2 separate regions of the Mus musculus genome follow, and region 2 is linked to region 1. The links are chromatin loops, found by intact Hi-C in ENCODE. Cell type or tissue: gastrocnemius. All regions are shown on one strand. Links, peaks and the distances in the headings refer to the core of each region. The heading gives the core; the rest is flanking DNA. Region 1 overlaps Atxn7 (ataxin 7). Region 2 overlaps Atxn7 (ataxin 7).

Evidence for each region. A loop is a pair of places that touch in the nucleus more often than their neighbours do. Peaks named below come from ENCODE experiments on the same cell type or tissue, not always from the same donor. Only the 100,000 strongest peaks of a DNase experiment are listed, where the experiment ranks them.
Region 2: a loop joins it to region 1, with 1.8 times the contacts of the local background. A loop is called at or near these places in 5 of 42 quality-filtered maps.

What each region holds. Positions count from the first base shown.
Region 1 is chr14:14,018,368-14,021,173 of GRCm38, forward strand. All of the region lies in intron 3 of Atxn7 (ataxin 7), which reads left to right. Among named protein-coding and RNA genes, the nearest start is that of Atxn7, 7.3 kb to the left of the region's middle. In gastrocnemius, for the core only: a CTCF peak has its summit at 1,307; a DNase peak (open chromatin) is centred at 1,330.
Region 2 is chr14:14,066,913-14,069,718 of GRCm38, forward strand. The region is part of intron 4 of Atxn7 (ataxin 7); the gene reads left to right. It also overlaps the pseudogene Gm31222. Among named protein-coding and RNA genes, the nearest start is that of Psmd6, 53 kb to the right of the region's middle. In gastrocnemius, for the core only: no CTCF peak of the experiment used is centred there; a DNase peak (open chromatin) is centred at 1,062; H3K4me3 peaks cover 1,900 bases; H3K27ac peaks cover 2,500 bases.

The sequences.
Region 1 (2,806 bases), core at 241-2,740:
CTGACAGTGTTTGAGGTTGTTTTGCCCAGATTTTAGTGCCCACTTACACTTTTCTAGAAAGAACAAAGATATATACTGTCCCTTATATCCTGATATTTAGGCACAGTATCACTCTAGCAACACAGAAGGATGGTCCTCACTTGTGGCAAGTGATGTCCTTATCTAAGTAATAGGAATGCTGTGGAGCACAGTGGAAAAAGAGGTTAGCTGGTCCTGTGGCCAGCTAGCCCAGTGAGGAGTATAGCCTTTAGAGTTATCTCAGCAGTACTACCCTGTCTTAGTCAGGGCTACTATTACTCTTGCTATGATGGAATACCATGACCAAAGCAACTTGAGGAGGAAAAAGGCTTATTTGGCTTATAATTATATACATCACAATTCATCATCAAAGAAAGTCAGGACAGGAACTCAAGTGGGACAGGAACATGAAGGTGCTACTGATGCAGAGGCCATGCTTGCTCTTATGGCTTGCTCAGCCTGCGGTTTTCATAGAACTCAATACCACCAGCCCAAGGATGTGGTGGTGTTGAGCTCTCAGTATCTCAATGGGCTGGACAGTCAGTCCCTGATTGATCATTAAGAATGCAGGCTTGCCTACAGCCAGATCTTGTGGAGGCATTTCTGTAATTGAGGTTCCCTCCTCTTAGATGATTTTAGCTTGTATCAAGTTGACAAAAACTGTCCAGCACACACCCTTTTTCTTTTCTAGTAAGGAAAGATGGCTTGTGGTTAGTGAACTGAAAATGGATCGGTGTGTGTTTACAGTACTGTCAAAGACACCACATTATAGACATAAAATCCTTTTCCTGAAATACTTCACTTTTTCTCTACAGATTCTCATGTCTGGTCCCCACCACTAAGGTTTTCTTATGTATGATTTGAAACACAGAAAAACAAAATATTTTGGCAAGCCTCCTTTAGCCGTTAGAGGACTTCAGTGACCGAGTCATGGCCCAGTCTTGTTTTATCTCTGCCACACAGTGAACTATTTTGAAGCATGTCACAGGCCTCATAGTGTTTCATCTTTTTGTCTGATTGCTTAGGCTTCACCTGGTGTTATAGAAAGTGCAGTCTTTCCATTGTGCCTTTGTCTGAGGCATGTGGGCTTGCCATTTCTCTGATATCCCTCATGTACAAGGGAGGTAACAGTGCATGTCAAGTGGGGAATTTAAACCAAACTTATTAAGGTAACATTGAAGTCTGTGTTCTTCACCTTTGAATCACCTGGGGGATAGTTGTTTGCGAATGAACTTAGGAGTACTTGGGGGTGATCTTGTTGAGTGCCTCACTTGAGGCAGCCTCTGCAGGTGAGCATTGGTACTGCAATGATAAGATCCAATACCTGGCTGACAGACAGCGCCCGTGAGCAGTGCTGTACCTGTAGGGTATGCGCTCACATGTATGGGAGAAGGAACATGGAGAGATTCAGACAGGCACTCCTCTCCAGGTTTCCTTCCTACCTCTAAGTACATAGATATTCTAGTCAAACTACAGTCCATGGATTTTTATGTTGCCAAACAATTGAAAGAAAGCCTCGAAGATGATATCATGGCATGTGAAAATTATGTGAAATTCATGTATCATTGTCCCTAAGGAAAACTGTGTTGGGACATGGCCAGAGGCACTCATATACTTACATATCTGTGACTGCTATCTCTACACAGCAAGCAACAGTATTAAGTGGGGGTACAGCAAAGACCATACAGCCTATGATCTCAGCTATTTACTGTCTGGTCCATTACGGGAGAAGCCAGATGACCTTGTCTTTGTAAGTTCCACGGTTGATGAAAGTGCACCCCTTCCACTGAACATGATTGACATTTCCTTTCAAGCTTTTTGTGTTAAGGGTAGAAAGCAGTGTTCCTGAGCGAAGAGTTTATTTACCGTTGGAGGAATGTGGGATAGAAGGAAATGTATGGAGAGGAAAAAAGGCTATGCTTAAGGTTTCTTGTTAGATCTAGTTTTTTTGTTAAAAAAAAATAGGCAGGGTCTCATCATGTACCCTTGACTAGTCTAGAAGAAAGCCTCCTGACTATGCTTCTGGGTGCTGGAATTAAAGATGTGTGTTGCCACGCCCAACCATGTCTTGTTTACATTAAAATCATTTATTTTTATGTTTTCAAATTGCCTTCTGCTGACTAACACACCAATAAGAACGCCACATAAGTGAGTTAAGGACACCATTGCAGCCCTTGCCCAGTCCCAAACTCTTGTCCACTTTTCCACGTGTCATTGCTTTCCTAGAGTGACTCACATGCAGAGCAGTAGAATGTTCATTGCCGGGTCTTCAGGAGCCCTGGGCCATGGCAGTGATGCTTAGGTTATTATGCTGCTATCAGAGTCCCTAATATTCAGGAGCAGGATGATAGACGTTTTGTGAGTTTTTTCCCAGGTAAACTCTTCATACATAGCCTTTCTGTCCTTTAGCTACCTTAGAGGAGCCCAAGTTTCCTCTTGGGATTGAGTAGCAAGGCTCTATTCGGAGGCAAATGTGTGTTTTGATTTTAAAAAGGTGACAGTGTCTTAGGGTTTTGTGCTTGCTAAAACGCATAACGTCCAGCATAACCCATGCTGACCCAAGCCTCCCTGAGTGACTCGGCTGGTGGAGACCATGCAGATCCACCTGCTGGAGCAGCACTCCACTCGCTTTGACAGGTTCTCGTACATTCTGTCATGAGGAAAGAGTGAGCAGCGTGCGCAGATCACTGTGCCCATGACCTGCATATGATGCTGGCTTGGCTGTGCTTTCCTGCAGCTTCTTGTTTTCCTGGCTCTTTCCATTGCATTTTTAAGTTAGTTAGAATAC
Region 2 (2,806 bases), core at 87-2,586, 48 kb after region 1:
TCAAGGCAAACCTGATCTACAGAGTGAGTTCCAGGACAGAGAGGACTGGCTATACAGAGAAACCCTGTCTTGAAAAACAAAAAAGAAAGGAAGGAAGGAAGGAAGGAAGGAAGGAAAAGAAAAGAAAGAAAAGAGGAAGTAGAGGAGTTCTGCAATCCAGGGATTGGATTCCCAGCCGGACAATAAGCACAGGGTATTGTACAGATTGTGAAAATAAGTATCCAGACAGGTCCAGATTATTGTTACATGGTCTAGGAAGGAAAAGTTTGTTTAATAGGTTTGACACTTAGTAAGTCTAGCTAGTATAGGGGAAAGGCTACTGATATTTTAGAAATACCATAATTCCTCAGGTTTTATAATTAGGCCTATGCTTTTTTTTTTTTTAAAGTAATCGCAGCAGTTACATTGCTACTCTAAAGTTAGTCAGATAGTAACAATGTTGAGTAATTCACATTTCAGCAGACTACATTTATAAATTCCATCTTCAGTTCTGACAAATTGTGTCTCCTTTCATGTGGAGCGGTGAAGCTCAACCTGTTGGTCCTGACCCTTTCACAGGGGCCACATATCATATATTCTGTATATCAGATATTTACAGCAGTGGCAAAATTGTAGTTACAAGCAGCAACAAAATTTTTATTTTATTTATTAATTTAATTTAATTTATTGTTGGGGAGTCACCACTATATAACGAAAGGAAGGTTGAGAATCACTGATATAGAGGAATTAATTTATACCAGCTGGCATGCCGTCTATGACCTTATTAGATGAAATTAGACTCCACCCACTGTTTTCTCTTGATCTGCCAGGACCTTTGTAATTCAAGTGGTTTGTATAGTAGTAGCAAATGTTACATAAGCCCAAACATGGAGCATATTTGGAGTTGGTAGGCAGACCCACATCATGATGCAGGTTTGCACTGAAGCACAGCAGAGCTCTGAAGAGAAGGTAGCCAGCCAGAAGCCTCTTCAGAGCAGCCCTTCCTCCGCACGGAGCCAAGAGCTCCGCTGGGTGAGTGCTTCCTGGTAGTCTTCACAAGCTGTGTTTGGCCTGGGGCCTGGTTCTAAATAAACTTGTAGAAGGTAGGTTAGGACTCTGCTCCCTCGCATAGAGCTGGGCTGAGTCTGGAAGAGTTATGGAAGCGTCTCTTCCTTCGGGCGTTTGTCCTTACTGCTAACAGGCTCGGAGGGGAAGACTCTGCTGCTCAAGTGCTAGAGGGAGGGAGCTCTGCAGTGCTGGGGGGGGGGGGGATCAGTGCTAATCTCAGCAAGAGGGATTAACTGCTGCAAGCTGTCTGCAGGAGCCATTCTGAAATGTCATTTGAGTGATCTGGCCAAAGTTCAAATGCAGGCAGGAGTTGAGTTTGCTATTAACTTTTGGAAAATGCTGAGGTTTGCACCGAACAAACAGCTCTTGGATTTCAAAACACTGAGAAAGCACTGGGTACTCCCCTCTAAAAATGGAAGAGCCTTGTAACACCCTCTGTTTTGTTTTGCTTTTTAATCTTGTGGTGAGTGAGGTTTCATGACAGACATCTCAGTGTTTCCTGTAGAAATGTGTTTGAAAGCTGTTTTGTCCCGGTACTTCAAATTCACAGTAAATTTCAAACAGAGCACTGTGAAGAACAACTTCAAAATACAGACAGCAACCTTGGAACGACATTCAGCAGCTAGAATGGAGTGAATAACATTACAGTTTCTGACTCCCAATACTGACTTTTGTTCAGTTACGTTCTAAGAGCACCAACAGAACTGTGCTTTGGGCCAGGAGGAAGATGACCACAAGTTCTTCAGTTTTTACTGGGCACAAATTTCATTCCTTCTTCAAATAATGAGCTTGACTGGGTGGTTTCAGTTCAAGTTAAAACAGGTCCCCCAGTTATTTAAAGATAAATAGATCTTGAAACTTTAATCAAAATAGGAAGTATCTAAAACTGCCTAGTTAGTTAGTTAGCGCTGTGCTCTCTGGTTTTGTTTGCTGTCACTGGTGGCCTTTCATTTGTAGACAGCTGTCACTTTCTGTTTAGGAAAAAGCTTTACAAAGGGTCACCAAGGAAGCACCCCAGCTTCACTCCAGGCTGAGCGGTGTGGAGGTGGGGGTCTTTTAAGTAGTGTCTGACTGAGGGCTGTTGTTGCCACCATGTAATTCATTAGGTTTTGCTGTCATCCTCTGTCCAGATAAGATGGAATAATAAGGTTGCAGGATTGGAGATTCCTGAGACAGACTGAGCACAACACTCAGCAGGTGCTGCTCTTAGTCCCTTGCCTTTTGGAGTCAAGCCTCCTCCTCGACCTGGAAGATGAGACTTGCACAAAAGTTTTCGCCTTGAAAAAGCAAAAAAAAGTTTGAGGTCAGCCTTATCTATAGAATGAGTTTCAGGATAGCAAGGGCTACACAGAAAAACCCTGTCCTCAAAAAACAAAAAAGTAAAAAGCAAGAAAATCAAATCAACTCATGTAATTATCAGGTTTACTAGTTTTTGTTTTTTGTTTTTTGTTTTAATGTTCTCTTTACTTGTGGATATAAAACTTACATTTTATAGGAAAGTAGCCTGAAGTTGCTGATGTAGCCCACAGTAGCCAGGAACTCATGATGAGTCTTTGACTTCAGCTTCCTGATGTAGGGACTACAGGTGTAAATCACCTGGCTGACTTGCTTATTCTGTTGTAGTTTTGTATGTTTTTATAACACACACACGCGCGCACACACACACACACACACACACACACACCAGAAGAGGGCATGAGATCAGTCAGTGCTCATCTACAGTCCCTTATCTTTGTATTTCAATCTTACCTACATAATT